3 separate regions of the Homo sapiens genome follow, and regions 1 and 3 are each linked to region 2. Evidence: chromatin contacts called from ENCODE Hi-C or POLR2A ChIA-PET data. All regions are on one chromosome and are shown on one strand. The core of a region is the stretch at or near the end of the contact, and the rest is flanking DNA. Distances in the headings are between cores, read along the strand shown.

The links. Hi-C counts contacts between places; a loop is a spot of excess contacts on that map. ChIA-PET counts read pairs that join two places held with the same protein, here RNA polymerase II (POLR2A). Pooled maps may share reads with other maps.
Region 1: a loop to region 2 is called in a map with no recorded cell type, with 5 times the contacts of the local background. The contact joins two enhancer-like sites. A Hi-C loop is called at or near these places in 4 of 168 maps with a recorded cell type or tissue (CD14-positive monocyte, PC-3, PC-9 and 1 more), 4 of 37 single-sample maps with no recorded cell type and 12 of 50 pooled maps. POLR2A ChIA-PET finds 5 or more read pairs at or near these places in 4 of 52 experiments (A549, BJ, HepG2 and 1 more).
Region 3: a loop to region 2 is called in a pooled map, with 2.2 times the contacts of the local background. The contact joins the promoter of EHHADH here to the enhancer-like site in region 2. A Hi-C loop is called at or near these places in 3 of 50 pooled maps. POLR2A ChIA-PET finds 5 or more read pairs at or near these places in 2 of 52 experiments (HepG2 and WTC11).

The regions. Positions count from the first base shown.
Region 1 is chr3:185,330,835-185,334,296 of GRCh38, forward strand. It overlaps a transcript of MAP3K13 not described here. Among named protein-coding and RNA genes, the nearest start is that of MAP3K13, 31 kb to the right of the region's middle. RefSeq lists an enhancer at 1,792-1,851. Within about 2 kb of position 1,702, at least 5 of the 41 ENCODE cell types and tissues checked have a DNase peak (open chromatin) inside an H3K27ac peak, as active enhancers do; they include CD14-positive monocyte, where a contact is called at or near this core.
Region 2 is chr3:185,298,056-185,301,919 of GRCh38, forward strand. It overlaps a transcript of MAP3K13 not described here. Among named protein-coding and RNA genes, the nearest start is that of EHHADH, 46 kb to the left of the region's middle. Within about 2 kb of position 1,341, at least 4 of the 41 ENCODE cell types and tissues checked have a DNase peak (open chromatin) inside an H3K27ac peak, as active enhancers do; they include CD14-positive monocyte, where a contact is called at or near this core.
Region 3 is chr3:185,251,821-185,255,816 of GRCh38, forward strand. EHHADH (enoyl-CoA hydratase and 3-hydroxyacyl CoA dehydrogenase) reads right to left here and starts at 2,229. Exons shown (of 7, transcript NM_001966.4): 1 at 2,129-2,229. The coding sequence starts at 2,202. MIR5588 (microRNA 5588) reads right to left here and starts at 1,452; the gene lies at 1,390-1,452.

The DNA.
Region 1 (3,462 bases), core at 452-2,951, 33 kb after region 2:
ATTGCCTGCCATTGTTCTCACTCAGGTTGCTCTAGCTACAAAGGTGTTTTGCTTTCTCTTGAACACATCAGACCTGCTCTTGCCTTAGGGCAGCTGCTGCCTAGAAAGCTCTTCCCCCTCATTGTTTCTTCCCAGCCTTCATTCGGGTCTCTATTCAAATAGCTCCTCCTCAGAGAGGCCTTCCCAGACTACCCTAACTAAAATGGCACCCTACTCCACTTCCACCATAACACTTTTTTTCTTTTAACCTAATTTACCTTTTTTTTTTTTTTTTTTGAGACGGAGTTTCACTCTTGTTGCCCAGGCTGGAGTGCAATGGTGGGATCTCGGCTCACTGCAACCTCTGCCTCCCGGGTTCAAGCGATTCTCCTGCCTCAGCCTCCCCAGTAGCTGGGATTACAGACATGCGCCACCATGCCCAGCTAATTTTGTATTTTTAGTAAGGAGATGGGGTTTCTCCATGTTGGTCAGGCTGGTCTCGAACTCCCGACCTCAGGTGATCTGCCTGCCTTGGCCTCCCAAAGTGCTGGGATTACAGGCGTGAACCACTGCGCCTGGCCTTTTCTTTTCTTTTCTTTTTTTTTAAGTAGCCACCTGGCAGTATTTATTTTATAAATTAAAAAATGTGTGTACATATATGTATGCCTGTGTGTGTATGTGTGTGTGTGTTGTGTTATGTAGGATATATATTTGGTCTTTCCCTCTAGAATGTAAGAACTTTGTCTTGTTCAGGGCCATATTGTCAGTGCCTAGGATAGTGCCTGCTTGACATGTAGTAGACACTTGGTAAATCGTTGTATGACAACTGGTGTCATTAAAATTTATTTCCAACCATAGGAATTTTTTGAATAGATGATATATTCACATTTCCAAGACCAAAACATATCAACTTCCCACTCCAGCCAGTTCTCCATCCATTCAGCTCCCATTCAGGGTCCCCAAACCACGGCTATTATTTTTCCATGTATCTTTCCAGAGTTTCTTGATATATGTAGTAAGGAAATATAAAAGTATAAATAGATTCTTATTTCCCTCCTTTTTACACATAACATTATACGTAATGTTCTAAATGTTTTCAGTTGTAATATATGTTGAATCTCTTTCCATGTAAGTACATAGAGAGTGTCCTCATTTTTAAATAGCTGCCTACTAATCCATTGTACGGATGTACTGTAATTTATATAACCAGTCACCTGTTGATAGACATTTTGGTTGTTTCCAGTGTCTTCCTATTGTAAACAATGCTGAAGTTCATAGCCTTGTACATGTATCATTTTATACATGCATACAGTATATCCATATGACTAAATTCCCCAAAGTAGAATTACTGGATCAAAAGGTATCATAAATATTGCCTAACTGCCTTCTTTAGGGATTGTACCAATGTGTACTCCCCCCCCCCATTATAAGAGTACTGTTTCTCATATCCTTGCCAACAGAATCATCAGACTTTTGGATTTTTGCCAGTTTGATAGGTTAAATAATGGTTTCAGCATAGTGTTTGTTTTTTAGAATTTACAATAAAATTTGTGTTGAAGTTTTAAAAACTAATTTTCATTTTTAATTGTGGTTAAAAATCCTATAACATAGGTAACCATTTTTAAGTGTACAGTTCGGTAGTGTTAAGTATATTCACGTTCTTGTGCAACAGATTTCCAGGACACTTCTGTCTTGTGAAACTGAAATTCTATACTCATTAAATAACAACTCTCCACTTCCTCCTCCTGCTAACTCCTAGCAACTACCATTCTACTTTCTGTTTCAATGAATGACTAGTAGCTATCTCATGTAAGTGGAATCACACAGTAATTATCCTTTTGTGGCTGGCTTATTTCACTTAGCCTAATGTCCTCAAGGCTTATCCGTGATGTAGTATATGGCAGGATTTCCTTCATTTGTAAGGTGAACAATATCCCATTGTATGTATATGCCATGTCCTGTTTATCCATTCATTCATCAATAGATATTTGGGTTGCTTCTACCTCTTGGCTATTGCGAATAAGGCCTCTGTGAACATGGATGTGCAGATATCTCTTTGAGGTCCTGCTTTCAGTTCTTTTGGCTATATACCCAGCAATGGGATTGTTGGATCATATGGTAATTCTATTTTTAATTTTTTGAGGAACCACCATACGTTTTCCATAGCAGCTATACCATTTTATCATAGTTTTAATTTGTATTTCTTTCATTATGAGAGGGGTTGAGCATCTTTTCATATTTAAAATAAATGCCTTTTTCTTCTGTGAACTCTTCATATTCTTTGCCAGTAATGGAATTTTTTTCCTATTTTTAATTTGATAACATTTTTTGTTCTTGTGCCCTTGAGTTTTCCAAATTTATAAGCTAGTCTAGTAGTCGTACATACAGGTATGGAATAAGACTACCTGGGTTTGAATTCTAGATCTACTAATAGCTGTGCAATCTTGATTGGACAAGTTACTGAACCTTTCTGAGCCACATTTTCTTATTTGTTAAATTGGAATAACATTGGATTGTTGTAAAGATGAGATGATGTATATTAGATACTTAGTATAGGGCTAGTATGATAAGGCAAAAACAAAAAAGGAAAAAGAAATTAAAAGACCTAAAGTGCAGAAAAGAAATAAAACTGTCATTAACAGATGACATGATTGTATGCATAAAAAACCTTATACAATCTATAAAAAAAACTTGAACTAATTAATGAACTTAGTAAGGCCACAGGTTAGAGTCAACATAAAAATCATACTAGAAACAACAGCTAAAATAGGTGAAAATATCACCATTAAAAATATCTGGCTGGGCACAGTGGGCTCAAGCCTGTAATCCCAACATTTTGAGAGGCTGAGCCCGGAGGATCACTTGAGGCCAGGAGTTAAAGACCAGCCTGGGCAACATAGCAAGACTTCATATCCATTTAAAAAAATTAAAAATATGAAAAAAATAGAAAGAAAAAGAGGCTGGGTGTGGTGGCCCATGCCTATAAACCTAGCACTTTGGGAGGCTGAGGCAGATGGATTGCCTGAGCTCAGGAGTTCAAGACCATCCTAAGCAACATGACAAAACGCTGTGTCTACAAAAAATACAAAAATTAGCCCAGCATAGAGGCACGCACCTGTAGTCTCAGCTACTCAGGAGGGTGAGGTGAGAGGATCGCTTGAGCCCAGGAGGTGGAGGTTGTAGTGAGCTATGGTCATGCCACTGCACTCCAGTCTGGGTGACAGAGTGAGACCCTGTCTCAAAAAGAAAGAAAGAAAATAAGAAAAAATACCTAACACACAGGAATAAATCTTTCAAAAGAGCACAACACCTCTATACTCAAGACTGTAAAACATTGCTGAGAAAAACTTAACAACTCAGAAATAGAAAGTGCAATATATATATACCATGATCATGGATATAAATTGTTAAGGTGCCATTTCTCCCTAAATCAGTCTGTAGATCTAATGCATTCCCAATCAAAATTTCAGCAGGCAATATTGA
Region 2 (3,864 bases), core at 91-2,590:
ACAGGCCTTTCAGTAAACTCTGCAGTACCTCACTAAACAAAGCTGGTATTTTTGAGGCAAAAGATAAGAATATTTAGCTAAATGGTGTTCCACTTGCAAAATGTGCTAGTTCTTATTTGATTTTTTTCTTCTTTCTTAGAAAGCTTTCTCTTTTCTATCTTTTACTTAGAGATAAATATTACATTTGAAGTCACATCTGTCCCACACCATTTTTTTCAGGGTTGAAAGAGGAAAACTAAATGAACCATAGACTTAGGGAAATAATGGAAATATGTATGTTTTAAAAAAACCATTTATGTTCCACGTATTTCAAGGAAAGGAAATGAGGAGAAACATTAAGAACACCACAGAACCATTAAAATGGACAACTCAAAGGGAAAGTATTTTACCAAAAGCATTATGTATAACATGTTGCTGATTAAATTTGTGTTGTTATATTTAATGTGTAAGTATACATTATCCTAACTAATTTAAAATATGTTTATTGAATTTACTTTACATATTTTATTTATTTGATGGAACTTTATGTTCATTTTTTAAGAAGTCAAGTATCTCCTCATTTTGGCATTTGATGAGTAACGGGAGAAAACCTGAGAAGAGACAGAAGTAATGCAAAGGTCACCGTATCTTCCAGCATAAGTGATGTAGAAACAGAAAGATCTTATTTTCAGTCAAAGTGGTGAAGTGGCAGAAAGAAAATATCCCCCAACTGGTTTGCTGACACTAATTTTGCCATATAGTGAGGACAAAAAAAACATGTCTAGGCGTTTAACTCATTATCTCCTAAACTATGGTACACAGAATGTCTGACACAACTGCAAGAGATTTTGTAAGCCAAAAGGGTTCTGTAATGACATGTTTGGAAAATGTTGCAGTCTTTTTTGAAAGTTTATAGTGTATCTTAACACGTTCCAAACGTGTAATCACAATTCTTTTTCGCTCATAAAATCTATTAATAACCCTTGGAATCATCTTTCAGGAAATGCTGAAAATTTTGCTTCTGTTTAGGATGTAGAATGTTGCAAGAGAACATTGTTCCCATCATAACAATGAGAAAAATCTTGATAATCCACAAAGTCATGATGCTTCTTGAGCTCATCAGAGAGTTGAGGTCACAAGGCAATCAGATGAACTGAAATTCCAAAGAGAGGCAAGCCCTTTTGAAGAGAGACAGGACACAGAAACTGTGTTACCTTTGGCAGAGCATAGGAGGAAGAGAAGGCACCGTAAAGGTAGGTAAGAAGAAAGCAGCTAAAACTGTAATGAATTCTTAAAGGCTGAATGTGGGCTAATGTAACATTTCAGAATAACGGGAAGCCCCAGTCACAAAAGGAGCCTGCACTCACTTGCAAGCTTTCTTCTGTGGGCCCTTGTGTTACTTTCCTAGGGCTGCCAGAATGAAGTACAGCAATGTGCTGTGTAACAACATTTCAGTCGATGACCCCATCTTCATATTGCTATCTTCTCTGTATGTCTGTCTGTTTTCTCTCTCTCTCTCTTTTTTTTTTTTTTTTTTTTTTTTGAGACGGAGTCTCGCTCTGTCGCCCAGGCCGGACTGCGGACTGCAGTGGCGCAATCTCGGCTCACTGCAAGCTCCGCCTCCCGGGTTCACGCCATTCTCCTGCCTCAGCCTCCCGAGTAGCTGGGACTACAGGCGCCCGCCACCGCGCCCGGCTAATTTTTTGTATTTTTAGTAGAGACGGGGTTTCACCTTGTTAGCCAGGATGGTCTCGATCTCCTGACCTCATGATCCACCCGCCTCGGCCTCCCAAAGTGCTGGGATTACAGGCGTGAGCCACCGCGCCCGGCCCTCTCTCTCTCTTTTTAAAACAATTTTTAAAGATACAGTACAGTAGTGTTAACGGTATATATATTGTTGTGAAACAGATCTCTAGAACTTCTTCATCTTGCAAAACTGAAACTCTGTACCCCTTGAATAACTCACCTTTTCTCTCTTCCCCATTCTACTAGTAGCACCATTCTACTTCCCATTTCTAAGAGTTTGACTATTTTTGATACTTCACATAAGTGGAATCATGCAATATTTTTCTTTTTGTGGCTGGTTCGTTTCACTTAACACAGTGTCCTCAGAGTTCATCTGTGTTGTAGCATATGATAGGATTTCCTTCTTTTCTTTTTTTTTTTTTTTTTTCAGACAGAGTTTCACTCTGTTGCCCAGGCTAGAGTGCAGTGGCACGATCTCGGCTTATTGCAACCTCCGCCTCCCCGGTTCAAGCTATTCTCCTGCCTCAGCCTCCCGAGTAGCTGGGACAGGCACCCGCCACCACGCCCAGCTAAGTTTTTGTATTTTTAGTAGAGATGGGGTTTCACTTGTCTCGAACTCCTGATCACAGGTGATCCACCTGCCTTGGCCTCCCAAAGTGCTGGGATTACAGGCGTGAGCCACCACGCCCGGCCCTATTTCCTTATTTTTTTTTTCTTTTTTTTCTTTTTCAGATGGAGTGTAGCTTTGTTGCCCAGGCTGGAGTGCAATGGCGCCATCTCGGCTCACTGCAACCTCCAGCCTCCCAGGTTCAAGCAATTATTCTGCCTCAGCCTCCTGACTAGCTGGGACCACAGGTGCCTGGCATCACGCTGGCTAATTTTTGTATTTTTAGTAGAGACAGGGATTCACCATGTTGGTCAGGCTGGTCTCAAACTCCTGACCTCAAGTGATCCACCTGTCTCAGCCTCCCAAAGTGCTGGGATTACAGACATGAGCCACCACGCCTGGCCTACCTTCTTTTTTAAGGCTGAATAATATCCATTGTGTGAATATACCAAATTTTCTTTATTCATCTGTTGGTGGACATTTAGGTTGTTGGCTATTGTGACCAATACTGCAATGAACATGAGCGTGTGAATATCTCTTTGAAATCTTGTTTTGAATTCTTTTGGATATATACCCAGAAGTGGGATTGCTAGGTCATATGGTAATTCTATTTTTAATTTTTTGAGGAACTTCCCTACTGTTTTCCATAGCAGCTGCACTATTTTACATTCCCACCAACAGTGTACAGAGACTCCAAGTACTCTACATCCTTACCAACACTTATTATTTTTATTTATTTATTTATTTTTAATTAATTAATTTTTTAACAGTGGTCATCCTAATAGGTATGAGGTGATACTATTCTGGTTTTAATTTCCCTTTCCCTGATGGTTATTGATGTTGAGGATCTTTTCATATGTTTGTCGGTCATTTGTATCTCTTCTTTGGAGAAATGTCTGTCAAGTTCTTTGCCCATTTTTAAATTGGATTTTTTTTTTTTTATTATTGAGTTGTAAGACTTCATTATATTAATATATTCTGGATTTTTGTCAAGTTCTCTTGAGAAACTTTTTAAGGTTGCCTTTTCACTCTTAGATTATTTCCTTTGCTGCATGTAAGTTTGTAAGTTCGCTGTAGTCCCATTTGTCTAATTTTTGCACTTGTTGCCTGTGCTTTTCATGTCAATATCCAAATAATAATTGCCAAACCCAATGTCATTAAGCTTTTCCCCTGTGTTATCTTCCAGGAGTGTTATAGTTTCAGGTCTTACAGTTAGGCCTATGATCCATTCTGAGTTCATCTTTGTAGTCAAATTTTATAGGACCTTTGTATGGCAAGGGTCCAACTTCATTCTTTTGCATGTGGACATCCAGTTTTCCCAATGCCATTTGTTGAAGAGACTGTCCTTTTCCCATTGTGTGACCTCAGCACCCTTGTCAAAGATCATTTGACCATATACATGAGGGTTCATTTTGGGGCTATTCTGTTCCATTGGACAATATGTCTGTTTATGCCAGTACTATTCTGTTTTGATTACTAAAGTTTTGTAATATATGTTGAAGTCAGGAAGTTTGAGGCCTTCAGCTTTTTCT
Region 3 (3,996 bases), core at 979-3,478, 45 kb before region 2:
ACAGACAAAAAAGGGCAGAGAAGTACTTATTCCCAAGTGGAGAATATCTTCTTGATGAAACTGAAGTGGGTCCTGAGTAGCAGGGCCTGTTTTTGGGGCTTGAACAGGTCTTCTGACTAATAGGAATAACTAACATCTATTAAATGCCACTTCATAATTTCCAGCTGATTTAAACTTCACAACTTTATGAGGTAGGCCCTAACATTTCTCCTGCAAAGAGGATGGGGGTGGCACAGGTGGTTGCATGGGTGGGCAAGGAGAGCAGGTTAAATTCCAGAAATATTAAAAGCAATTGTCAGAGGCTGGGCACGTGGCTCATGCCTGTAATCCCAGCACTTTGGGAGGCCGAGGCAGGTGGATCACGAGGTCAGGAGATTGAGACCATCCTGGCCAACATGGTGAAACCCCGTCTCTACTAAAATACAAAAAATTAGCTGGGCGTGGTGGCACGCACCTGTAGTCCCAGCTACTCGGGAGGCTGAGGCAGGGGAATCACTTGAACCCGGGAGGCAGAGGTTGCAGTGAGCTGAGATCACGCCACTGCACTCCAGCCTGGCGACAGAGCAAGACTCCGTCTCAAAACAAGCAAATGAGCTTAAAAAAAAAAGAAAAAAAAAAAACAGTTGTCAGAAAATATTCCTAGTCATGGGTATTAGAGTATGGAACTTTTCCCCCTAAGGTCCTAATATCTAGCAATTCTAATCAGTATATAGACCAGTCCAAAATTGACATGTAATCATATTACTTACATTTTTCTTTGTCAAAACCAATATAACAGATATTTTGCTTTTTATTCTGGGAATGGCAAGTTAGTAGACATGTCATCCTTATGTGATTTTAGTCCTGCATTTTTTGACATTATTAAATGCAATAATTCATAATGAATTAATATTAATACTAATGATAAATCAAATCCAATGACAGTAGGATTTTTAAATTCTATTAAAATTAGCAGGTCTTCTCATTTCAGTCTCTTTGCTTCAGCAGCATGTTATAAGAATTTTGACCAAAGACCTTTCTCTCTATGCTTTATATATTCTTGATAAATTATAATTTCCACTAATCTTATTCCCTGTGGATAGGTAATTCTTTTTCAAGGCTGACATATAATTATTTTTTTAAGAGATGTAGAAGGACCAAACCAAATAATCATTACTTTTCAAAAAGGCAACATTGATCTCACTTTTTAATGTTTAAAGTGCACCACACAAGGCAAATACTCCCCAGTGAGAAAAAGAAGATAAGGTGCAATTTTTCAGAAAATGCTATTGCATAGGCTTAGTCTGATGTGAGTCTTCCTTGGAAGCACCAAAGTCCTGAGGTTTAAACAAATCAGGAGAAATAATTTTGCGTTTCCGGGCCAGGGCAAAATTCTGCTTTAATCACTGAGCTGGCATTAGTGGGACTTTTAACATTAAAAAAAAAAAAAAAAAAAGTCCCACTAATGCCAGTGATTGCCCTATTCCTAAAGCCTTTAGCCAAACATTGTAAGGACAGCCTGGACTCAAAGAAGGGGAGTGAGGCTGGATCAAAGTCCAACATCAAACTAAGTTAAGACCTTTGGATTAGAAAGTCGGCCTGCACACTGGGACCTGTTGTGGGGTGGGGGGAGGGGGGAGGGATAGCATTAGGAGATATACCTAATATTAAATGACGAGTTAATGGGTGCAGCACACCAACATGGCACATGTATACATATGTAACTAACCTGCACGTTGTGCACATGTACCCTAAAACTTAAAGTATAATTAAAAAAAAAAAAGAAAAATAAAAAGTCGGCCTGCAAAGCCAAAGTTGCAAGTAAGCAGGAGGGCTCCGCATGAAGGACAGGTCGAGGCCAACTCCCTAAGTGTTGATCTGTCTCAGCCTCAGCCTCAGTTTCCTTATCAGTAAAACGGGGACGAGAGTTCCCTGCGAAGATTAACCAAGCTAATCTAGGTTAAAAAAAAAAAAAAAGAAAAGAAAAAGAAAGAAAGAAAAGAAAAAAAAAGTTCCTGGCATGTACCAGTTGCTCAACTCTTGAGTGTCCTTCTCGGTTTAAACCGACGGGGGAGAGTCAAAGCCTCCGGAGCCAGAGGGCGGCTAAGGCCCGCACGGTCCCCGGGCTGGAGGCGACCGAGCCCGTTACCTGATCGCGTTGACCGGCGGGTTTCGGAGGCGGATTAGCGCCAAGGCGTTGTGCAGCCGCGTATACTCGGCCATGTTTCCTCTATCACCGAGGGCACCTCTGCCTCTCGCCGTCAGGCAAACCACTTTTCCGGGCGCGCCCGGCCTCCTCCAGAGGAGGGACGCCGGCTGGGCCAATGCGAGCCGGGGCGCCGCCTCCCGCCGCGCCTCTTCCCACCCAGCCCTCCTCTCCCGAGACCCCACCCGGCGCTCTACAGACGCTTGTCGCTTTCCCTTTATTAACTCCCATGCTGCTCCCACCAGAAGGTACAGCAAGGAGAATGATGGAAAACAGCTGTAATTGCCGGCAAGTCGAAGTTTGTAACCCCTTGGCCCATAGGGGCTGGCTACTGAGGACAAGTTCTGAGTTCGCTGAGACGGGCAAGCTGTCCTCATCGCGGTATTCATCTTCATGATCTTTCTGAACAGGGACAGATACCTGGGGCCCTCCCTGACAGTTATGTGATATTGATACACATCTGGAACACATAAAATACACATTGTTCATTTCACCTAAATGAGTAGGGTACTAATGAAACAGCCTTTGCAAAAATTCTAACAGTGAGAAAATTATGGCAGTCAAAGAGATCTGATTTAACCAACCCCATCTTGCCTTTAGCTGCCCTTAATTATTCCTGAGCTTAGGCCAAGTTAACTTTGGGAGACATTTGGTTTATAGTTTAAATGATAATAGCCCTTCCCCAAAACTCAACTGCCTTTGTAAAGCTAACCGAGAGACCACCAGGCTAGGAGGACAGAGGAGTGTGAATTCTCTCTGCTAAGGTGTAAACATAGACCATTGCCAGCCATTATTCCGGAAGCCACCAGATAGACAACTTCCCCATTTACTCCTGCAGGTAACATTACTATTGTAGAACCTAAGTTTGGCCTTTTGAGATATTTTTTCACGTTTGCCTGACACTGATGGCTCCACCTGGACCAGTCAACAGCTCCTGTGGCCCCACCCACAAGCAACTCAGTACAAGAGGATAGCTTCAACCCCTATGATTTCATCTCCAACCCAACCAGTCAGCATTTTCCATACCCTAGCCCCTGCCCACCAAACCACCTTTGAAAAACCCCTAACCTACTAGCCTTCGATGAGATTGATTTGAGTAATAACTCCATGTCCCATGTGGCGTGGCCAGCCTCACATCAATTAAACTCTTTCCTTACTGCAATGCTGTGGTCTTCCTGAATTGATTTTGTTTGTGCAGCAGGCAGGAAGAACCCATCCAGTGATTACTCTAACATCAACCAAATACTTATATAACATTGTTACTAGAGGAGGGTCTGGACTGCAAGTTGTCCAGGTTCTTGGCGTTTTGAACAAAGAATTGGACGAAACACACAAAGCAAGGGAAAAACAAAGCAACAGAAGCGAATATTTATTGAAAACGAAAAGACACTCCACACGGTGGGAGTGGGCCCAAGAAAGAGGCCCAAGGGACCTTGTTACAGAATTTTCTGGGGTTTCAATACCCTCTAGAGGTTTCCCATTGGTTACTGGGTGTACGCCCTATGTAAATGAAGAGGACGAAGTGAAGTTACGAAGTCATTTACTCAGTGTACACCCTATGTAAATGAAGAGAATATTTCCTGTCATAGCTGAAGTGTTTCCATTTGATTTAGTTCTAGAAAGTCTTTAGGTTCCCTGCCTTCAGGCCCTATACTCCTGCCTCAACATCTTTTTTTTTTTTTAATTTTTATTTTTTGAGACGGAGTCTGGCTCTGTCGACCAGGCTGGAATGCAGTGGCGCGATCTCAGCTCACTGCAAGTCCGCCTCCCGGGTTCACACCATTCTCCTGCCTCAGCCTCCCGAGTAGCTG